Linked DNA regions of Homo sapiens: regions 1 and 2 are each linked to region 3. The links are chromatin loops, found by intact Hi-C in ENCODE. Cell type or tissue: GM12878. All regions are shown on one strand.

What was found. A loop is a pair of places that touch in the nucleus more often than their neighbours do. Peaks named below come from ENCODE experiments on the same cell type or tissue, not always from the same donor. Only the 100,000 strongest peaks of a DNase experiment are listed, where the experiment ranks them.
Region 1: a loop joins it to region 3, with 4 times the contacts of the local background. A loop is called at or near these places in 6 of 110 quality-filtered maps.
Region 2: a loop joins it to region 3, with 5 times the contacts of the local background. A loop is called at or near these places in 8 of 110 quality-filtered maps.

Annotation. Positions count from the first base shown.
Region 1 is chr14:73,244,702-73,252,701 of GRCh38, reverse strand. PAPLN (papilin, proteoglycan like sulfated glycoprotein) reads right to left here. Exons shown (of 27, transcript NM_001365906.3): 3 at 7,943-8,000; 4 at 7,006-7,066; 5 at 6,527-6,629; 6 at 2,588-2,718; 7 at 1,672-1,795; 8 at 1,136-1,216; 9 at 866-1,038; 10 at 561-684; 11 at 1-53. PAPLN-AS1 (PAPLN antisense RNA 1) reads left to right here and starts at 6,701. Exons shown (of 2, transcript NR_135248.1): 1 at 6,701-7,178; 2 at 7,458-8,000. It also overlaps the pseudogene RNU6-419P. RefSeq lists silencers at 4,049-4,128, 6,597-6,866 and enhancers at 4,940-5,441, 5,580-5,649. In GM12878, no CTCF peak of the experiment used is centred here; DNase peaks (open chromatin) are centred at 4,021, 4,441 and 4,776; H3K4me3 peaks cover 2,671 bases; H3K27ac peaks cover 2,345 bases.
Region 2 is chr14:73,227,998-73,235,997 of GRCh38, reverse strand. It overlaps a transcript of PAPLN not described here. Among named protein-coding and RNA genes, the nearest start is that of PAPLN, 5.5 kb to the left of the region's middle. RefSeq lists enhancers at 1-219, 4,020-4,089. In GM12878, a CTCF peak has its summit at 3,945; no DNase peak of the experiment used is centred here.
Region 3 is chr14:73,468,121-73,476,120 of GRCh38, reverse strand. No RefSeq gene overlaps it. Among named protein-coding and RNA genes, the nearest start is that of NUMB, 14 kb to the right of the region's middle. In GM12878, a CTCF peak has its summit at 3,831 (motif pointing right); a DNase peak (open chromatin) is centred at 3,846; H3K27ac peaks cover 402 bases.

The DNA of each region.
Region 1 (8,000 bases), 220 kb after region 3:
GTCGGGGTAGGCCTCATGGTCGATGGTGCAGAACACCAGGCGGGACTGGTGACCTGCGCAGAGGCCCAGCCATGGCGGGCAGACGCCAGTCAACATTCACCAAGCGCGTTCCCTGGGCCAGGCGCCATCCTGCACTCACCCCACAGGTCATCCCCATTCAGTCTTAGATGACCCCCCCGAGGCAGGTGCCACCACATCTCCAATTGGCAGATGAGGAAACTGAGGCTCTGAGGGTTTTTGCTGTGAGAGAGCCCTACTCTGGCACCTGATCACTGACCCCAGGCCCAGCTCCGGTCCTGAGGGAGTCTGTCTCCTATGAGATGCCGCTGACTCTGGGAAGCCCCCTCTGGTTCTATTCGCTTAGGCTGGGGTCCTTCATGGAGTCCCCCAGATCCCTGGGTTTTCCTCAAAGCGACCCCCATAACACAGAGATTTCTCGCCTACTTGTCCATCTCCCCAGGAGGGACTGCCTTGAGGAGAGGGCTGTGACTTGCCCACCTGTGGCCGTGGGATCCAGCACACAGGGCCCATGCCCTCCCCTGGGCCATCCACGCCCGCACCTCCGCCACACTCCGCGCTGCAGTCACTCCATGAGCCGTGGCTCCAGCTGAAGCCGGGGCTGGGGCGGCGCAGGGGCAGGTGGTACTCATAGTGCACACCGGGGTTGGGCTCCTGGCTGATGAGCTGTCACGGGAGAGTCCTTGTTGGGGTCTGCTGCTGGGGAGCACTCCCACACCCTCCGCAGCCTCACAGCCCCCTGCCAGCCTCAAGCCCAGAGCCACTCAACCCCCCATGTACAGAGCTTGGCAGCCTCTTGGGGACCACGAGCTGCCCACTCGCCCTCTCTCCCCACACCCCCATTTACCTCGATGACCAGGGGCTCCGAGGTGGGGCCCCGGGCATGGAGTCGCTCAGGGGCCAGGTCCCCCTCAGCACCCCGCTCGTAATGCAGGATGGTGCTGGCTGCTGGCAGGGCCCGGGCCGCCTCGATGGTCCAGTGCCCATTGAGGTAGTATTCCCCACGAACATTCTTCACAGCTGCGCAGAGGAGACCGCCTCAGTCAGCCAGAGGGAGCAGTGCCGCACCTCCCCCTGCAGCCCCAGACCTGCCTAGGACCTAACCCTAGGCTCTCACCCAGGAAGTTCCTGCTGGCAGCAGCCTCGTCGATGAGGATGCTGGTGGCACCCATGGGAACTATGAGGATCTGGTTGTAGCCTGGGGGCAGAGACGCAGGTGCTGGGTGTGCTGGGCTATCCCTCTCCCGGCACCACTCAAACAGGACTCCAAGTGCCACACAGCACAGAATGGGGGCAGGGAGGGTACACAAGAGCCAGACAGGGCCGAGCTGCTGGGAAAGGCAACCCTGGCAGAAGAGGCCGCAGTACAAAAGCCAGGGTGGCGGGAAGGCTCAGGGCACCCGGAGCACACTGGGAGTGGGAAGGGATGGGGAGGGCATCCAGGCGGTGGCAGCAGGAGATGGGACTGCACGAGCGGGCACGAGTCCTAACCAAAGGCCACAGGGGGCCTTTCAGATGTGACCTGATATGATCAGAGCCTTCCAGTGCCATGAGGGCCACTTGGCCTGGAGTCTAGGCCAGAGCAGGGACAGGCAAGGAAGGGACAGGCAAGGAAGGGGGCAGGCAACTGCCCCTTGTCGGAACCACCCCCACCTCGGCTGAGGTCATTAGCGTCAAAGGTGCCTGCGACGGGGTAGCAGGTCGTGCCGTCACCCCCACACCGCAGACACTTGTCCTCCTGCTTGGACGAGTCCAGCTCGTGATCACAGCCGACAACCTGTGGGCAGAGATGCGGGAGGCAGGGGAGACGGCATCATGGCCACATCAGGCCTTGGGCCCCGTCGCATCCTAACCCCAGCACCCACGCAGCCCAGGCAGGATAGGGTGGTCGGGAGTGATTCAGCCACCAGCCAGGGGACTGGCCTGTGGCTGACAATCCACTTCTCTGTCTGCTCAGCTCCCATCTCCCCTTCTGGTAATAATGCCCTGTTTTCCTTGAGGGGCCACCTCTCTCCCGCAGAGTTTGAACGGAGCTCCCCAAATGTGGGTTTGGGGAGGTTGGAGTGGTTCAGGGTAAGTCCCAAACCAAGACGAATCAGAGACAACCCCCGGTGGCTAGAACTCCTGGGAATGAGGCCCCCTTTCCCTGGGAATTCCCTTTCTAGGGAGCAGAAGGTCGGAGCAGCTGGCGGCCACCTCCACACCTCCTGGGAAGAATGGGCCAGATCCTGATGCTGGACCCAAGGAGAGGAAAGCCGAGTGGCACCTCATTCATGCGCCTGCGGCTGTCCCTGCTGTTTGTTTTTCTGAAGTCGGTTTTAGCCGGATTTCTGCCACCCAGAGGGTTTCTCTTATTGTAGGGCTAGCGTTCTCCAAGGATGAAGGTGAGGGGCCATAGGGCATCTGTGATGCCTGCAAGGTACCCTAGGAGCTGGGCTTGGTGTCCTGGTAACTTGAGAAGACACCAAGCTCATGGCAGCTACCTGGGCCTATGGGTGATGGACAGGGAAACACCCGCACTGAGCCCCCAGGCAGCCCGGAGGCAGGGAGGGGCTGGGGCACCACTCACCCGGCAGCTGCCATCCACACAGACATCCCTCTTGCCAGGCTCGCAGGGCGTCCCATCAACCACAGCCTCCCTGTGCTTGTAGTAGAAGTTCTCCCCCTTGGGAATGCAGTTCAGTTCACACTTGTTTGGGGCTGGGGTGGGCAGGAAGGCAAGACTGAGATCCTGAGGTTGATGATGCCCCTCCCCAAGACCCAAGGCTTACCCTAGCAACAGGAAAGCATGGGTCAGAAAGCCCTGCAGCAGGCCCCGCAGAGCACAGATCCCCGCCCCATCCCCAGGAGAAGGGACCGTCTCCATGAATCTGTTGCACCTCTAAGGATCAAGTCGAAGAAAAATCCCAGAATCAGGAAAAAGTGAAACACTTAAAGAAGTCTACCTCAGCATTATTTACCACAGCTGAGGTGGTTACAACAGGCTACTTTTTTTTTTTTTTTTTTTTTGAGGTGGAGTCTCGCTCTTGTTGCCCAGGCTGGAGTGCAGTGGCACGATCTCGACTCACTGCAACCTCCGCCTCCCTAGTTTAAGCAATTCTCCTGCCTCAGCCCCCCTAGTAGCCGGGACTACAGGCACGCGCCACCACACCCGGCTAAGTTTTGTACTTTTAGTAGAGATGGGGTTTCACCATGTTGGGCAGGCTGGTCTCGAACTCCTGACCTCAGGTGATCCACCTGCCTCAGCCTCCCAAAGTGCTGGGATTACAGGTGTAAACCACTGTGCATGGCCATAACAGGCTACTCTTTAAATAAATTATCAATGGAATATTACACATGCTGACTATGCAGTTACAAATGATGATTGTGAAGACTATATGGTGTGGGAAGATGCTTAAAACACAGAATGCAAAATGGTGATTACTATGCAATAATTACAAATATGTAAGCATATATGGAGAGAATAATGTGAAAGGGGCTAAAATGAAATGCTAACAGTGATCTTGTGAAAGGGGCAGGATGAGGATAACTTTTTTCTGGTTTTAATGTTTTTCAGATGGGATCTCACTCTGTCTCCCAGGCTGGAATGCAGAGGCACGATCAAAGCTCACAGCAGCCTCTACCTCCGAGACTCAAGTGGTCCTCCAGCCTCAGTCTCTCGAATAGTTGGGACTATAGGCACATGCCATCATACCCAGCTAATTTTTTTATTTTTTGTAGAGACAGGGTCTCACTACGATACCCAGGCTGGTTTCAAACTCCTGGGCTCAAATGATCCTCCTGCCTCAGCCTTCCAAAGCACCAGGATTACAAGCAGGAGCCACTGTACCTGGCCTGGTTTTAATTTTTTTTTCTTCTTTTGGAGACAAGATCTCACTCTGTCGTCCGGGCTGGAGTGCAGTGGTGTGATCTTGACTCACTGCAGCCTCAACTTCCTGGGCTCAAGTGATCCTCCCACCTCAGCTTCTCGAATAGCTGGGACTACATGGGTGTGCAACCATGCCTAGCTAATCTTTGTATGCCTGGCTAATCTTCGTATTTTTGGTAGAGATGGGGTTTCACACATTGCCCAGGCTTGTCTCAAATTCCTGGACTCAAGTGATCCTCCTGCCTCAGCCTCCCAAAGTGCTGGGATTACGGGCATGAGCCACTGTACCCTACCTTAATTTTTATATTTATCTAAATATATACACATTTTAAAACAACCCAAAAGTACAAACAGGATTATAATCATCTCCATACCATGGAAGGTATCCCTCTACTCTCTTTTTAGACTTTCCCCTGTGTTCCAATTTTTCTATCATGTGACTATAATCAAATTATTTTTGACATGTGTCCACTTCAGGATCCAGGGGGAATTCTGAAAGCTAGAGTCCCACTGGGTCACGCCCACAGCCACAATCCCCACAACACACACACACACACACACACACATAGAGGATATGAGACTCCCACTGGGCCATGCCCACAGCCACAATCCCCACAACACACACAGACACACACACACACACACAGAGGATATGAGACTCCCACTGGGCCATGCCCACAGCCACGATCCCCACAACACACACACGCGCACACACACACACACACACACACACACACACAGAGGATATGAGACTCCCACTGGGCCACACCCACAGCCACAATCCCAACACACACACACACACACACACACACACACACACACACACACACAGAGGATATGAGACTCCCAGTGGGCCATGCCCACAGCCACGGTCCCCACAACACACACACACACACACACACACACACACACACACACACACACACGGAGGATATGAGACTCCCACTGGGCCACGCCCACAGCCACGATCGCCACCACACACACACACACACACACACACACACACACACACACACACGGGATAAGAGACTCCCACTGGGCCACGCCCACTGCCACTATCGGCACAACACACACACACACGCACAGAGGACATGAGACTCCCACTGGGCCATGCCCACAGCCACGATCCCCACAACACACACACACACACACGCACACACACACAGGATAAGAGACTCCCACTGGGCCACACCCACTGCCACGATCGGCACAACACACACACACACGCACAGAGGACATGAGACTCCCACTGCGCCATGCCCACAGCCACGATCCCCACAACACACACACACACATACACAGGATATGAGACTCCCACTGGGCCATGCCCACAGCCACGATCCCCACCACACACACACAGAGAGAATATAAGTGCTCCTTGATCTGGAATCTAGAGTGCCACAGGGTCTCCAGAGGTCATTTGCCGCAAGCAGGGAAAACGAACACTCAGAAGACTTGTCTTGAGGAATCTTCTGATTCATCTAAAATGCTTAATGACATACATGTTGGTGCTTACCTGGGTGTTTTTTCCCTGAACTGTATTTCTCTAAAAATTAATGACTTATACCCTCCTCAGAGGTGCACAGACCATCTCCTCTGGCCCCCAGATCCTTGATAAATGAAGTCTTGGTGTACCAAGCCCCTTCCAGCCCCTCCTGCAGGATGACCGTGGGGCACCATTGCTACCGCTCCCGGGGTTCCCCATCTCCGTCTCTGTGCGACGGGAGGAACGCTTCCCATAGCAGACTGAGCAAAAACAGGGCTCAAAATGGTATAGACACACCATAGCTTCGTTTGAAAATATACATACATAAGGGGAGAAAGGATGGAAAGACCTCAAAATGGCTGCCATGGTGTTGCCACGGGCATGTGCTGGGGGGAGCAGGGGTACTGGTGATTGATTCATTATGGGTTGATCGATGGGGTATTTGACAAATGCTGGCTCTGGCAGCACATATACTAAAATTGGAACGATACAGAGATTAGCACAGCCCCTGCCCCCTTAGCTGGTATGGCATGCAAATTCATGAAGCATTCCATATTTACTTTAAAAATTATTTGGGAGGCTGAGGTGGAAGGATTGATTGAGCTTGGGAGGTACATGCTGCCCAGCTGACATGACACTGCTGCACTCAAGCCTGGGCAAGATCCTGTCTCAAAAAAAAAAAAAAAAGAAAGAAAGAAAAAGGAAAAGAAAAAAAGGAAAGGAAAGGAAGAGAGAAAAAAGAGCAAGCGAGAGAGAACGAGAGAGAAAGAAAAGAAAAAAAGATAAAGAAAAAGAGAGACCTCTTGCTCTCTCTCGAGGGACCTCTGCAGACCCTCTCCTCCCCAAAGGTGGGTCCTGTGGTCTACAAGATTTCCTGTACATTGCGAGCCCCCGCGCCCACCCAAAAAAAAAAAAAAAAAAAAAAAAAAAAATTGGTCGGGTACAGTGGCTCACGCCTGCAATCCCAGCACTCTGGGAGGTCGCTGCCGGCGGATCCCTTGAGCCCAGGAGTTCAAGACCAGCCTGGGCAACACAGTGAGACTGTCTCTAATATATATATATATGACAACGCCTCTATAATACGGCAATAGGAACTGTGGCATCAACGTAGGTATACAAGAGGCCCCGAGAGAGCGAGTCCCGGCCGCGCTCACCGCTGTAGTAGGGCAGCCACCGATACCGCCGCCCCTGGAACTCCGCTCCGTCGAACTCCGCGCACTGCTCGGCCCGGAAGTCCCGGGCGCCGTCGGGGCAGCTCTGCGGGGCGGAGGGGAAGTCGGGATCCAGGAGGGCGGAGTCCGAGGTCCGCCCACCTCCCGCCCCGCCCGAGCCCAGGGAGCCCAGGAGTCTCCCTTGCCTGCCCCATCGGAGCCGCCGGAGGTGGAGTCCGCCCCCCGGACCCCCGAACTCCTGTGCGTGCCCCTCCATGGTGCTCTAGGCTGTGGAGGGCAAGGCCAGTCCCCGGGAGCAGGGTGAGGAAGGGGCCCCCACGCAGCCCTGCTGTGGATTGGCGGGAGGACCCCAGGCTGGGCCAACCCAGCAGCCCGCGGCCAGGAGCGGGCATCCCAATGGGGAAATCGGCCAGGAGGGGCTGGGGAAGCTGGTGCCTTCGCCCGCGCCCCGTGAGCTTTACCTCCGTGCGACAAGAGCGGTGGCTCCGGGCGGGGCCCACGCAGCTGGAGCCTCCATCTCTCCTGCGGGACCAGAGCACCGGGAAGACCTGACCGAGACCCAACGTCCCTGCCCCCGTTCTGGGGCTCTCTGCAGGCCCCAACTTCTGCGGGACTCTCCAGTGGGAGCAGCAAGGTGAGAGGGTGTCCCCCGACCCCACCCCGTAAATCCCCCAGGTGGGAGTGAGCGACCCATGTTGGTACTCCAGAGAAGCGGGACTCAGAGCCCTACCCACCCTATAGTTTGGATTTAAGGCGGGACCACTCCACTGCATCTTAGGCAGATTCCCAGAGAAGACCCGAGGTGCATGAGATATAATACCCACCCGCTTGGCACAGCCATCCTGCGATCTAAGCAGGACATCAGTATAAGGCTCTTAGGATCATTCCTGGTCTCTCATTCCTCCTCACATAGGGTTCTCAGGAACAACCCCTATACAAACCGGGACAGAGGCACCTCACTACTCCTTCTGTGCCCCACCTTCTCCACTGACCCTGCCGGAGTGCAGCACACACAGCAAGCATTTAATAAATCGCTTGAAGTGGGGAACATCTGTACTCGGTAAAGAAACCACAGGAATTGGGAACTGCCGGTTGAAGATTATTTACCAGTTCCAGCAAAATTGACTGCACCTGCCATACTGCAGGCCGGTGCAGCATCAGGAGCTGGAGACCAGGGGCAACAGGCAGCACGCGTGCTCCAGCTCAGAGTGGAAGGCCCTGGGAAATGGTTTGATTTCCTGCGCTGAACTGATGCTGCTTCCAGAATGAATCTGCTCCTTGGTGGGTTCTGCTGATGTGGCCAGTGCTAGCCTAGGCCACGACCACCTAGCCCACCACCCAGAAGGCAGCATCCCCTGCTCCTGCTTTAACAAGCTGGCCCATTTTCATCTCTCCTACCTCTGGGAGTAGCAGGGGCGCTCCCGGAAGCTGACACCCCCTCCACAGGTCCGGCTGC
Region 2 (8,000 bases), 240 kb after region 3:
CATTTGGGCAAAGAGAAGTCACCAGCGGGAAGCTCAGCCCCACTTCAGCCCCCTGGCTCCAGCAGCTGCCTGTTTGGACAAAATGCTTATTAGAACATGGCCAGTTTAAATCAGTTTAAATCAGGTGCATTTCTTACCTATCAATGAAGACAGGAGGAGCAGCAGCTGTAGCGGGGCCCCTGGGGAGTTGTGTGAATTCTTAAGCAAAGATAAAGCTTGGCAGAGAAAGGGGAGTGGAATCATGCAGCCTCTCTAAAGAGGAAAAGCGCTTCTTCCATTCAACAAGCCCCACTCCCTGCCCCCACCAGCTGGGACTTTTCTGAGCTTGGTCAAAGGTCCTCTGTTAAGTGGGAGGAAAATGCTTCTCCCGCTGCAGGGTGGGGGAAGCTGAGGCCCAAGGAGCTCACTTTCCTGCTGTGTCCCTGCTTTTCCTATGATCCTTTCTTCTCAGACACCCAGGGCTGTGATTTCTTATGCCTCACGCCAGCTGCAAAGAGGACTCTGAGGTTGGGAGGCAGAACCCACACTCAGTGGTAAGGGACTGTCTTAGACCCACCAGCCAGGCCCTAGCAATTACTGGCTTGGGCAGGAATATTCTCTTTAAGCCTCATTTCTCCTCTGCTTACCTCACAGAGATGTGAACAGAACTGATGCATTAAAATAGGGTGGTTTAGAAAGAAGATTCCAGGAAAAAGTGTAAGACCTTCCTTCCTATTGTCAAGTCCCCTCTGTGCTGGCTCTATGCCACTCAGTGTCTGCACCTGAGACGCCCTCGCATTGGGGGTTTGGGGTAGCCTGGGGCGGAGGCAGACCTGGACTGGAAGGCTGCTCTGCTTCTCACTGTGTGTGTACTTGGGCAGGTCGGGTCACCTCCTTAAGCCACAACTTGCTCACTTGAGACTCATACAGCAGGTGGTAGAGTAGGGAAGTAACTGGTTTCCATAAAATTCCTACTAGATGCAGAATAAAAGTTAGTTCTGATCTGGGCGCAGTGGCTCATGCCTGGAGTCCCAATACTTTGAGAGGCTGAGGAGGGAGGATTGCTTAAGTCTAGGAGTTCAAAACTAGCCAGGGCAACACAGTGAGACCCTCCATCTCTACAATTTTTTTTTTAATTAGCCAGGTATGGTGGCAGTTGCCTGCAGTCCAAGATAGGGGTCCTCAATCCCCAGGCCACGGACCGGTACCTGTCCATGGCCTGTTAGGAACGGGCACACAGCAGGAGGTGAGCAAGCATTACTGCCTGAGCCCCGCCACCTGTCAGGTCAGTGGCAGCATTAGATTCCCACGGGAGCATGAACCCTGTTGTGAACTACTCATGCAAGGGACCTAGGGTGTGCATTCCTTAGGAGACTCTGATGCCTGATGATCTGAACAGGATCAGGCTTTAGACTGGAACAGTTTCTTCCCGAAACCATCCCACCCCGCTCCCAGACCTGAAAAAATTCTCTTCCATAAAACTGGTCCCTGGTGCCAAAAAGGTCGGGTACCACTGGCCAAGCTACTTGGAAGGCTGAGGCAGGAGGATCAATTGAGCCTGGGATGTCGAGGCTGCAGCGAGCTATGATTGCACCACTGCACTCCAGCCCGGGCAGCAGAGCAAGACCCTGTCTCTAAAAAAATTTTTGTTAAATTTCTGTCCTGTGCTCCCGCCATGTGTATCCTCAATTCTCTACATTTTCATATCTCCACAGATTGCAGATCTAAGGATGAGGCTAAGAAAGAAGTGGCCAGATCTCTTTGTGTGGTTGGGTTGGGATGGAAGGCTGGAGAGAAGAGAGAGGGCAAAATGCCAAGAGCCTCGGGGCTCCCAGGATTCACCTCCTCCAGGAAGCCTTCCTGTACATCTGGCTCTGCACTCCCATCGGTGCCGGGCTTTGCCCTAGCACTTTCAAACTACTGCAGTGATGTAGTTGTTTCTCTTTCTCTCTCATAATTGTGAACATTGCAAGGGCAGAGATCCATTTTCATGTTATACCCTGGACCAGAGGTTCATGGTGGCCCTGAAGGTTTGCCTCAAGAGAGGGGCTTTGAGAAGTGTAACTGGTGACCAGCTTCCAGTGGCTGCACTCAGCCCCACACCAGGTTCTGAAGACTCCCCCTGCACCTCCTCCTCCCCGCAATTCATCTTCACAGGCGCTCCCCTGTAGATCTCTCGCACATCTAGTCCCGTCTCAGCCTCTGCTCTCAGAGGGCCTGAACCAACCCTTGCGGTTCTTGGTTGCACATCACAGAAAAGGACTGAGTCAGCTTAAACAGGAGAGTTGCTTAGAAGAGAGGCAATGGGAGATCGCAGATTGACAGGAGGGCTGAAAATCAGGCACATGCTTGGGCTGGACCCCCGACAATGTCCTAGTTGTAGTCCAGGAGCAGTTCCAGTTAGGATCTATGCTGCTCTTCCGCTGGACGCTGAACTCGTGTCACCACCAATTTTAGGCAATGCTGACACATGCCTAGAAAAACCCTGAAGCGTCCTTGTAGACTCACTCCCCACAGGAACATGCCTGTACCCTGATGGCCAGGACCTGAGAAACAAGAATTGGCAGGGTCCCCAGGTGGAAGTTCAGATGGCAGCTGCCCCAGAAAACACATGTCCACCAGGACAGGGTATTTGTTGAACTCCCATTGAACTGAATTTAGAGGATGCTGCTTCCCTCTTCCTTCATTTGGAGGTTGTTCATCCAAATATCTGAGTGCCTACGCTGCGCTAGAAGCTGGGAGAGACCGGCCCAGTGGTGATAACTGTTTAAGCTTCAGCTTGCTGCAGGAGGCAGCACTGCTGTGCAGGTGGATTCTTTCCCATGGCGTTTGGTGTAGATGCTCCCACCATGGCTGTTTTCAAGCTACCAAGGTGACGTCACCAGACGTGGAGTTGGGAAGAGATGCAGTCAGCTCTCCCAGGCGTGGGCTCCAGCTCACTAGGTCTGCTCGGGGAGTTTACACTCTAGTGGGGACTTGCATTCTAGTGCTGTGTGTGTCAGTTTAGACTAAGCTGAGTTTTACAATCAGAGTATTCAAACATTTTTACGATAAAAGTCATAGAACCGATGCCACAGCCCACTAGGAATCCAAAAGGAAAAAAGATACTCCACATCAGAGGCTGCTGCATTTATTTCTCTAACGTCTCCCCACCCCCCAATACATATATTCATTTCCCTTAATACAGTCATTCAAACGCTGGGAACGGCGGGAAGGCGAGGGTCAAAACTCCACTCCGTGCTGTGCTTCCAGACGCCACCTCAACCTTCCTTCCCCCATTGCGTTGCCATATCCAAGTCAGCTCTTTGAAGCACCATGCCAGACCACTGGAGTGGGAATTCAGGGCTCAGTGTGTCTGACAAGTGGCTGTCAGGAGATAAGCCACCTGGCCTTTGGAGGGGAGTTTTACCCTTAAAGCTGAGACAGAAATATATAATAGCTCCTCCCACCCTTCCTGCAGACAAGAAGGCCATCCAGAGGGAAAGAACAGGAATTCCTGGGATGTCCCCTCAGTGACACCAGGCCCACGCTGACTCGGATCCCGGAAAGGGCACCGGGATGCGGGAGAGGCTGTGTGGAGGCAGGACAATGCCTGGGGAAGGAGAGCAGAGACAGTGGGAAAGGAAGGGGCTTTCCAATGCTGTTTCTGACTAGCTCCCAGCCAGCAGCTCCAGCCGGCAGAGATCTCATCCCCTCTGCCCACAGGGGAACACAAACTCCTACCACAGCGACCCCAACCACGGCCTCCTTTGGAGAAGCTGGTTGAGACATTAAGGGAGCTGCTGTGAGGAACCCACCCTCACTTCCCAAAGGGGAGAGCAGCTCCTGGCCCAGACCCCACAAAGGTCGGTGTAAGGTGTGGAACCAGCTCAAGAGCACAGGCCCGGAGCATGTCTCTGGGCCTTGAAGCTCCAGGTGGGCACCCCAGACTCCCAGGCAAGCCTGGTGTCCTGTGGCCGCCTGGTGGCCCCTCGGATGGTTGCAGAAGGCAGCAAGTCCCTGTTCTCTTGTGATGAATCCAGTGAGCCAGGCTCTGAGGTCCCTGGTGCTGTCCCTGGGGGGCTGTCACGGACAGGGGCCCTGGATTGGTAGCCCCAGAGGCCAGCAGTCAAGGCTGTTTAGATCCTTTTGTCTTGGTCTCACCCTCCACCATGCTCCTGGGACACTTCTCATCTACCCTGTGGCTTCAGCCTCTGTACCTGAATGGTTCTCAGCCCAGACATTGAGAGACAGCCTGTGTCTCGGGCCAAAGACCTGGAAACACAACCCAGAAGTCAGTGGGCCAGTGCCTCGCAATCCTAAAACAAGACTTCCCCGAAGCTGAAGGGAGAGGAAATAATTTTTCTTTTCTTTTCTTTTCTTTTTTTTTGCTGCAGTGCTTCTCTAGCTCTCATTTCTGTGGGGACCTGTTATCCTGGACCCCTACTTTATAGTATAATGCCACGGAAAGATGTACAGACACAAAACGGGGTCTAAGCTCTTTATTTTTACAGCTTTCATATCACTGTTAATTCTATATATCTAGGTCCCAATCCCTTATCAGAAACTCTTGAGGCCAAACGTGTTTCAGAATTGAGAATTTTCCAGGCTTTAGAAGTGACTAAACTGCATATTATATAATACTCCCAGCAGGCTGGAAGCCCTCTTTTCACCATCTCGGCTCACTGCAACCTCCGCGTCCTAGGTTCAAGCGATTCTCTTGCCTCAGCCTCCCCAGTAGCTGGGATTACAAGCACACACCACCACACTCAGCTAATTTTTGTATTTTTAGTAGAGATGGGGTTTCACCATGTTGGCCAGATTGGTCTCCAACTCCTGACCTCAGGTGATCTGCCCACCTTGGCCTCCCAAAGTGCTGGGATTATAGGCATGAGCCACCGTGCCTGGCCAGAAGCCCTCTTTTTATGTTTATTTTTTTGAGACGGAGTTTTGCTCTGTTGCCCAGTCTGGAGTGCAATGGTGCGATCTCGGCTCACTGCAAGCTCCACCTCCTGGGTTCAAGCGATTCTCCTGCCTCAGCCTCCCGAGTAGCTGGGACTGCAGGCGCATGCCACCACGCCTGGCTAATTATTTTGTATTTCTAGTAGAGACGGGATTTCACCATGTTAGCCAGGATGGTCTCGATCTCCTGATCTTGTGATCCGCCTGCCTTAGCCTCCCAAAGTGCTGGGATTACAGGCGTGAGCCACCGCGCCCGGCCAGAAGCCCTTTTTAATCAAAACAAATCAACGAGCAAAACCGCCGCACATACACACTCATAGCTCTGCGGCAAAACACACAAATGTCCTCCTAAAGGGCATAAAGTTCAGTCAGGTATTACGGACACATTGATAAGAAACCTTTCAGTTTTCAGAGCTTTGTAAATTTTGCCCATTAAACGCAATATAACGCAGAGCAGATGGGATTCAGATGAGCAGCATTTGTGTGATGTGGTGGGCGGGGTGGCCTACTGGAATCACCTCCTGGTGGTGCCATGAATGTGGTCCAAGCTTGGGGGCAGGAAGTAGGGAGGCACAAAGCCTGGGCAGTCTTGGGTCTACCACTCCTGGCTGTAATATCTCAGGCAAGCCAACCTTCCTGCATGGCAGTTTTCTCATTTTTAAAAGACAATAGATTGATGTAAATAAAAAATAAATACTAAAATTGAAAATTCCCAGGAATCCACCACCCCAAACTCTGAGAACAAAGTGAGGCAGCAGAAAGCTGGAGGTGGCATCCTCTCTGAAGGGGAGTGGCACACACCCGTGTCGACTGGGGCCTCCAGCGCAGGCCTCCAGGCAGCATTGGCACTGAAAGGCAGACTGTGACGGGCTGTCCTGCTCGGCCAGAGTTGGGAGCTGAGGCCTGGCTGGTCAGTGTCTCTCGCACCAGAGCTTGTGACCTTAGCATCACAGGAAGACTGAATAAATAAGGCACAGCTTCTGGGAACATCAACTTTAGGAGTGTGTATGGTGGTGTCATATATTTTTGGTGATGGTTTTTTTTTTTTTTTTTTGAGATGGAGTCTCACTCTTGTCACCCAGGCTGGAGTGCGGTGGCACGATCTCGGCTCACTGCAACCTCCGCCTCCCGGGTTCAAGCAATTCTCCTGCCTCAGCCTCCTGAGTAGCTGGGATTACAGGTGCCTGCCACCATGCCCAGCTAATTTTTGTACTTTTAGTAGATATGGGGTTTCGCCATGTTGGCCAGGCTGGTCTTGAACTCCTGACCTCAGGTGATCTGCCCGCCTTGGCCTCCCAAAGTGCTGGGATTACAGGCGTGAGCCACCATGCCCAGCCGTTTTTTTTTTTTTTTTAACATTAAAACACGTCTACAACAACATGCATGAACCTCAAGGACTTCACGCTAAGTGAAATAAGCCAGTCACAGAAGAATGAATAGTGGGTCGTTCCACTCCTTGTGAGGTTCCTGGAGTAGTCAAATTCACAGAGACAGAGCTGGAATGGGGGTGCTGGAGGCTGGGGCGGGGAGCTGTTTTGTGGTGAGGAAGGAGCTCTGGAGATGGGCGTGTGATAGCTACACATCACTGTGAAGGAACTTAATGTCACCAAATGCACACTCAAAAATGGTTAGGATGGTATATTTTATGTTGTATTTTACCCAGTAAGACAACAAAAAGCATATATTATGAAATAAAACTTTTGGTTTTGGTAAAACTCCAGAGAACTCTCCACCTAAGGCTGCCACCTTGGACTGTGTCCACATCCCTCAGTGTCTCTGTCCTCTGTTGCTTGAGCAGCTTTAGTGAGAAAGTTGAGAAAGGTTGTGAGACTGCGCTACCAAGGCCCACTCAGACGAAGATTCGGTTCATCAGAAATGGGGTCCAGTGCCCCCGTCCTTGACAGTGCTGGAGGCACAGCCTCTCCCACTTACCTGCGGGCAGTGACTCTGGGAGCGCTCCTCCTCCTCTGTAAAATGGGGCTAACAGGCCCTACCCATAGGGTGGGGTGAGGACAGGAGACAATGCCTGTGATGGGCTTGGCATAGTGTCTGTGGCATATTAAGGGACATGCTCAAGGGACATTGGTTTTATGAAGCAGTACCTTCCTCTGTGGCTTTTCTTGGTTAAATGTGGGGTATGTATTAACAACCGCCCTATCCTTTATTCCCCCTGCATCCAATGTGGTGACAATGACCCAGGACAAACCCATACATCTCTCCAGATGTCACAAACGTGAACTGGGGGAGGAATCCTGTTTGTATTCATCCTGACCACCATTTATAAATTCAGGTCTCCTGAAGGGATAAGGCTGGTTGACTTCGGCTCCACACTCTCCAGCACAGCCTTGTAAACAGGGGCAAAAGCTGGTTAATGTTTGTTCTTACTCACAACAATTCCCATGCACATGACCTATTGACATCATTCTGCATGGAAATCCCCTCCCGCAGACCCCGCAGCCACCCCTACAGTCCTTCACTGACTCACCATTTATTGGGCAACTGCCAGGAGTTTAAGAAATGGGACGGCGCCCAAGCTCCCTGGAGGGTCAGGCAGTGGCAAGGTGGCCCCTCGGTCTGTATTTGCCATCCTTAGCTCCTGTCACCGGGCTCGGAGGCATCAGGGTGACCCATCCATTTCCCTTTGCCTGTCCAGGCAGCCAGAGTCTGCAGACAAGGGCGGGGCTCGCTCTGAAAACGACAGGGGCGAGGGAAGACTCGCCAAACCACAGGGAAATGAGAGAATCAGGTCCCCAGCCCCTCCCAGCCCGGGGCAGAATCCTCCAGCAGAGCCATCTGGCAAGGAAGGAGCTTGGAGTGAGAAAAATGCGCTGGAGGTGGGCCCCATCCAGGGAGCGAGGAGCGGAGGGAGGGGCTGCGGGAACATCTGGGTTGGCCAAGTTCCCAGTGGGAAGATGGGGTCAGATTTGTCTTCAGCATTGGGGTGGGCCAGGGGGCCCTCCGCGGAGTGGCAAGGCCTCACCCTCTTTCCCACCGCTATGGAGCACTGCCAGGAAGAGAGAGGGTAAAGGAGCCCATCAGTTGACTGGCAGAGCAGCGGGGCTCCAGGCGGGGTCTTGGTG
Region 3 (8,000 bases):
TTGCCCATGCTGAAGTGTGGTGGTAAGATCTTGGCTCACTGCAACCTCAACCTTCTGGGCTCAAGTGACTCTCCCACCTCAGCCTCCTCAGTAGCTGGGACCACAGGCATGCACCACAACGCCTGGCTAATTTTTATATTTTTTGTAGAGATGGGGTCTCGCTATGCTGCCTAGGCCAGTCCCAAACTCCTGGGCTCAAATGATCTGCCCTCCTAAAGTGCTGGGATTACAGGCTTGAGCCACTGTGCCCAGCCATGTTTTTGTTAATCTTTTTTTTTTTTTTTTTTTTGAGATGGAGTCTCGCTCTGTTGTCCAGGCTGGAGTCGGGGTGGCATGATCTCGGCTCACTGCAACCTCCGCCTCTCAGGTTCAAGAGATTCTCCGCCCCAGCCTCCTGAGTAGCTGGGATTACAGGCGCATACCACATGCCCAGCTAATTTTTTGTAATTTTAGTAGAGACGGGGTTTCACCATGATGGCCAAGCTGGTTTCGAACTCCTGACCTCAAGTGAATCCGCCTGCCTTGGCCTCCCAAAGTGCTAGGATTATAGGTGTGAGCTACTGCGCCCAGCCTTGTTAATCTATTAACAAAATGTTATAATGACAAAATACTCCAGAAGTTCCACAAATCCTTTTATAAAGGGCCCTACCTGTCCTTCCTGGCTGAGGCATTTACAGGTGATTCTCACTTCTCACAAAGATAAATGTGTCAGGTGTTTCCTTTTCATTGCTCCTTTTGTCATCTTTCCTCTCCCTTCCTTCTGCCATACTCATTAACTCCACTGGTTGATTAGACAAGGGACTGATCCCTATCCTGCCGTAAAAGAAAGCTTCTGTTTGGACCAGCATGTGGGAGAAACATGCTGACCTTGCCTTAGTCAGGATCTAGAGAAATTTTTCATTTTTCAATCAAGGTTCATGTTTCCATTGGTTTACACGTTCCATCTAAGTTACCATCCCCCTTGTGAACCACGTCAGCCAGACCAACAGCAAAGTGGGGGTTGTGGGTCAGAAGGAAATCACCTGTGTTAGAATTTCCTCTCCCCTACCCTCACCCTGTCCCATCATTTCTTTGTTTTCTTTTTTTTTAAGGGACAGAGTTTCTCGCTCTTTCATCCAGACTGGAGTGCAGTGTTATGACCTTGGCTCACTACAACCTCCACCTCTGGTTTTCAAGTGATTCTCGCGCCTCAGCCTCCTGAGTAGCTGGGATTACCTGTGTGAGCCACCACACCCGGCTAATATTAATATTTTTTTAGTAAAGACAGGGTTTCACCATGTTAGCCAAGCTGGTCTCAAACTCCTGGCCTCAAGTGATCCACCTGCCTCAGCCTCCCAAAGTGCTGGGATTACAGGCATGAGCCACCCGCACCCAGCCTTCCCATCTTTTTTTTTTTTTTTTTTTTTTGAGCCGGAGTCTGGCTCTGTCGCCCAGGCTGGAGTGCAGTGGCGCGATGTCGGCTCACTGCAAGCTCCGCCTCCCGGGTTCACGCCATTCTCCTGCCTGAGCCTCCCGAATAGCTGGGACTACAGGCGCCTGCCACCGCGCTCAGCTAATTTTTTTGTGTTTTTAGCAGAGACGGGGTTTCACTGTGTTAGCCAGGATGGTCTCGATCTCCTGACCTCGTGATCCGCCCGCCTCGGCCTCCCAAAGTGCTGGGATTACAGGCGTGAGCCACCTCGCCCGGCCTCCCATCATTTCTTGATGGGCTATATTGTCAGCAAACATTTACCAAATACATAATTAGTAGTCATCATGGATATGCCAGCAAATATCACGTGGTTTTTCTGACTTTGGGGATTTGTTGTCTAATTGGATAAAATGGGCTTTTCTTGTTGGAGGCAGCAACAGAGCCTTTCAGAGGTCAAGAGCAAGCTGGTTACTCTTTTTTTTTTTTTTTTTTTTTTTTGAGACGGAGTCTTTGTTGCCCAGGCTGGAGTGCAGTGGCACGATCTCGGCTCACTGCAAACTCCGCCTCCCGGGTTCACGCCATTCTCCTGCCTCAGCCTCCCGAGTAGCTGGGACTACAGGGGCCCGCCACCAAGCTCGGCTAATTTTTTGTATTTTTGTAGTAGAGACGGGGTTTCAACGTGTTAGCCAGGATGGTGTCAATCTCCTGACCTCATGATCTGCCGGCCTCGGCCTCCCATGGTGCTGGGATTATAGGCGTGAGCCATCGCGCCCGGCCTCGTTACTCCTTTTTGAGACCCCAGTTATATTTTTAAAAATGAAGTGCCAAAACTCAATTTTAAAAAGTTTTGGTAGATTTTTAATGTGTATGCTTAAGGTTTTTGTTTGTTTGTTTTTGAGACAGAGTCTTGTGTCGCCCAGGCTGGAGTACAGTGGCACAGTCTTGGCTCACTGCAACCTCCACCTCCCAGGTTCAAGCCATTCTCCTGCCTTAGCCTCCTGAGTAGCTGGGATTACAGGTACCCACCACCATGCCCAGCTAATTTTTGTATTTTTAGTGTAGACGGGGTTTTGCCATGTTGGTCAGGCTGGTCTCAAACTCCTGACCTCAAGTGATCCACTCGCCTTGGCCTCCCAAAGTGCTGAGATTACAGGCATGAGCCACTGCACCTGGGCAAGTTATCATTTTTTAACACAAACAATTACAATGAGTTTCTTTTGAAATAATTTTTAAAAAATTGAAATTGACATGAATGTTCATAGCAACATAGGGAGACCCCCGTCTCTACAAAACATAAAAATACCAGCCTGAGCAACATGGCAAAACCCCATCTCTACAAAAAATACAAAGATAGCTGGGCATGGTGGCATGCACCTCTGGTCCCAGCTGAGCCCAGGAGTTCAAGGCTGTAGTGAGCTGTGATCATGCCACGGCATTCCAGCCTAGGCAACAAAGCAAGACCTTGTCTTAAAAAAAAAGAATCCAGAGAGAGGATCAGGCAGTTAGTGCCTTCATTAGACCACACTATCCCATCAACACCAAACTGTTGTTTGGAGGGCTTCAGCTCACAGCACCATGCAATTTCCTAACGCTTCTGAGTTTGAGACTCCCCTAGACAGAAGCTAAGTGGAGCACATCAGACTTCCAAAAGCCTCTGCAAAGCAACGTGGTATTGTGGGAAAATGGTAGATGCAAGTTCAAATAACCTACTGCTAATAATAAATGTGTGACTTTGTGAAAATTACTTTATCCTTCTGACTTTTACTTTCATCATTTGTAAAACGAGAAGAAGACTATCTCATGGGTCTCTTGCATGTGGTTCCCAACCAGGCTGCATGTTAAAATCGCAGTTTAAAAATGTGACAGCCTGAGTCACACCTCCTGCAAGTTAAATTGGTGTCTCCAAGGGTGAGATCCAGACACCAGTAGATTTTTAAAGCTTCACACGTCATTCTAATCTGCATCCAGGATTGAAAATCACTCGTGAAGCCAGGTGCGGTCGCTCACGCCTGTAATCCTAGAACTTTGGGAGGCTGAGGCAGGAGGATCACCTAAGGTCGGGAGTTCGAGACCAGCCTGATCAACATGGTGAAACCCCCATCTCTACTAAAAATACAAAAATTAGCCGTGCGTGGTGGCCAGCATCTGTAGTCCCAGCTACATGGGAGGCTGAGGCAGGAGAATTGCTTGAACCTGGGAGGCGGAGGTTGCAGTGAGCCAAGATCGCGCCACTGTACTCCAGCCTGGACGATAGAGTGAGACTCCGTTTCAAAAAAAAAAAAAAATCACTGGTGAGAATTAAATAATGTTACTGTACTTATGTAAATCAGGTGCCCTGTTAGTTCCTAGTCATTCCTCAATTTAAATTTCAAACCAGCAATTGACTGTGCTTTTGGTGTGTGTTCTAAAATTTTACCACTAGATGTCACTTTGACCATACAAGTTGGTTCTTGGAAGCTTCTGCTTCTCCGTTCTCAGAGTAACAACCATACAGCATCACCACAACCATTTGTTGAGCACCTGCTGAATGCCAGGCAGAGTGCCAATTTTCTTTCTTTTTTTTTTGAGACAGGGTCTCACTCTGTCGCCCAGGTTGGAGTGCAGTGGTGCAATCATGGCTCACTGTAGGCTTGACTTCCTGGGCTCAAAAATGATCCTCTTTCCTCAGCCTTCCCAGTAGCTGGGACTATAGGCACGCGCTCACCGCACCCAGCTAGTTTTTAATTTTTTTGTGGAGATGAGGTCTCCCTCTGTTTCCCAGGCTGGTCTCAAACTTGTGGGCTCAAGTGATCCTCCCATCTCAGCCTCCCAAAATGTTGGGATTACAGGCCACCATGCCCAGCTGCCAGTGATTCTTAGAACACATGACCTCCAGTCACATAACAACAAATAAGCAAGGTAGTTGTTATCCCAGTCATGAAAAAAGGGTTACAAATAATCTGTGACTTGTACAAAGATACACAGTTAGTGGCAGAACTGGGATTCCAGCTTCATTCATTCATTCACTCATTCAAAAACACTGAACAGGCTGGGTGCGGTGGCTCATGCCTGCAATTACTTCACTTTGGGAGGCCGAGGTGGGAGGATCAAGACCAGCCTAGGCAACATAGTGAGACTCCATCTCTACCAAAAAAAAAAAAAAATACAAAAATTAGCCAGGCATGATGGCACATGCCTGCAGTCCCAGCTACTCAGAGGCTGAGGTGGGAGGATCACTTGAGCTCAGGAGGCAGAGGTTACAGTGAGCCGAGATGGGGCCACTGCACTCCAGCGTGGGTGACAGAGCCAGACCCTGTCTCAAAATTAATTAATTAATTAAAATTTAAAAACACTGGGCCAGGCGCGGTGGCTCACGCCTGTAATCCTAGCACTTTGGGAGGCCGAGGCAGGTGGATTGCCTGAGATCAGAAGTTTGAGACCAGCCTGGGCAACATGGTGAAACCCCATCTCTACTAAAATACAAAAAATTAGCCGGGTGTGGTGGCAGATGCCTGTAGCCCCAGCTACTCGGGAGGCTGAGGCAAGAGAATTGCTTGAACCTGGGAGGCAGAAGTTGCAGTGAGCTGAGATCGCGCCACTGCACTCCAGCCTGTGACAGAGTGGGACTCTGTCTCCAAAAAAAAAAAAAAAAAATTTAAAACACTGAACACTTACTATGTGCAAGGTACTGTACCTGGTACTGGAAATTCAAAGATGAATATAGCATAGTTCTCATTCTCCAGATGTTCTTTTTTTTTTTTTCTTGAGACAGAGTTTCGATCTTGTTGCCCAGGCTGGAGTGCAATGGCGCAATCTTGGCTCACTGCAACCTCTGCCTCCTGGGTTCAAGCGATTCTCCTGCCTCAGCCTCCTGAGTAGCTAGGATTACAGGCATGCACCAGCACGCCCGGCTAATTTTGTATTTTTAGTAGAGACGGGGGTTTCCTCCATGTTGCTCAGGCCGGTCTTGAACTCCTGACCTCAGGATCTGCCTGCCTTGGCCTCCCAAAGTGCTGGGATTACTGGCGTGAGCCAACGTGCCCAGCCAGAAGTTCATTTTTAACCTTCACTTGTAGGTACATTTGAGAAGAAAAGGTAGGCACTTTTTTTATAGTTGTTCTTGGCCCCAGGGTAGCTCGGTCTTCGAAAGAACTTAAATGTTGTGTTCCTAAGAGGGTAGGATGACCCTTAGGTAGAGTTTTACACTGTATCCAGCCACTATGATAAAAGAATATTTTTGAGAGCTTATTAGGTAACTAAGAAGCTAGAGATCACATCTGGTCTGTTTTATCACTGCCTTATTTAATTATTTATATCCTCAGCAACAAACTATTGGCATTGGGTATGTAACTAATTTTTAATCAATAAATGTTTACTGAATAAACGAATTCCTAGTACTGTGTTAAACATTGTGCAAAAAGAGCCGTGACAGAAATATGTAAAGAAGCCTGCATCTGCCTAGGCGCGGCGGCTCATGCCTATAATCCCAGCAATATGGGAGCCTGAGGTGGGTGGATCACTTGAGGTCAGGAGTTCGAGACCAGCCTGGTCAATATGGGGAAACCCCATTTCTGCTAAAAGTACAAAAATTAGCTGGGCGTGGTGGTGCCTGCCTGTAATCTCAGCTACTCAGGAGGCTGAGGCAGGAAAATCGCTTGAACCCAGGAGGTGGAGACTGCAGTGAGCCGAGATCATGCCATTGCACTCCAGCCTGGGGAACAAAGAGAGATTCCATCTCAAAAAAAAAAAAAAAAGAGAAGAAAAGAAAAAAGAAGTCTGCATCTTATTCTTATAAGCAAATCTGAATATTTCCTTCCAAAAGTAGTACCTTGTTTTAAGTGCCTCCGCTGATTCATCCCTAAGGTGGGAAAGACTTAGAGATCTTGGAGAAGACTCTAAATGAGCCAGGGACCAGAGCATTATTATACTGCTTGATTTGATCTGTAGATTCAGGGTCTAATGACTGCTCTGGAGTTTGTTCTTATGTTGCAGGTATACAGCTGTATCTGTTTGAGTTGTCATTCATCAACCAAGCAGTTTGACAATTAGGACCGTAAGGATGACCAGGCTGGGTCAGACCTATCCAGCAGGTTAAAGGTTATTCAAGTTATTCAAGTAGTGGTCCTCAAACCTGGTTATAAATCAGAATCACCTGGGGGAGCTTTGCAACTATATACAGACCCCACTCCAACCTACTGAGTTGGAATACTAGGACCTAGGAGAGAGACATGAGACTTTCACATAGGACTAGGGTTGAAAATGAGTAGTTCAAGATCCATCCAGTTTTACTCATATATGGCTCTGCAATTCATAAATGTTGCCCTGATTTTTTTTCTGTATTCTGATTGTATTCCCTCCCTGGGTAATGAGTGCCATGCATTTACTACCTACAGTTTGGAGTAGTCTTCCTTTATATTGGTCCTAAGCTTAACTCTCCTGGAACTTTGTAAGAGACATTGAAACCTAAGATTTGGGGATTTGAGAGATGAGTTCATGTTGATCTTACGCATGCCACTTGTAATATTATAGGTTGAGCTCTCCCACAGAGCTTGCTTAGCAGTCACATGCCCATTCTTGAGATTTTTCTTATTTCACAAGGAGCTCTGGCTTTATCGAGATCCATTCTGCACCATCTAGACAACCTTTGTCCACTTCGTGCAATAGGAGAAAAATAATATCTGTTCCTCTGATGATTGTGACCCAGGATGATTGCAGCTTAGGTCATTCAGGACAGGTAAGCACTTATTGCCAGCTTAGATTAAAGTCCTGTTCTGAGTCTAGTTAGCCTGTTAGCTTTGGAGAGACCAGGAAGGGAAATATTCTTGCATTTAAGGGCTCAAACACAAATGTATTCATTTGGAATGATAATCTAGATGGTTCATAGAACAGAGACCAGAAGAGGGAGTCAAGTGGAAGTATTTGTGGTAAAGTATAGAAGGGAATAAATAGAGAAGGAAAATACTAGGGTCATGTGCCTATGTACCTGCCAAATAGAAAGAAAAAAGATCTGGTTTAAGCACATCACATTCCTTTAAAAAAAAAAAAAAAGGCTAAGTGTTTGGAGATGAAGAGCCACAATTGGGGTGATCATTTGGGAATCTCCAAGTATTCTTTGGTGAATTAATGTTTCTAAGTTGCCTTATGCACACGTGAAAGAGAGAAAGAGAGGAGAGAAAGGGAGAAGTGTCATCAGGTCATAGCCTGTAGATCATCACCCTAGGCAAGTTAGGCCTGGCTAGAATCAGTCTGCATAGATAACTGGCTGGAGCCTGGTTGGAAATTTCTATACTCCAGTGATGAGATTTCTGGTTGTATTCCTAAGGGACCTCACAATTGACCCTGTTCTCAATTGATGCTATTAAAAAACTGGTCTTCAGGAATTGGTCCGCCCAAGATGAAAATACTGTAGACTCTGATTCCAATATAGGAGCTCAAAGATGCTCCGGCTGCTCTATGATCAGCCCTCAAAGTAATGATAGCTTTTTCTGGCATTTCCTTTCATCTAGAGATTTCAAAGTATCTCCTAAACATGTGCCCATCCCATAGGCAGCTGATGAAGCCACATCTCTGACATTCATCTTTCACCCCGGTCCTCCCCACAAATTGGAGA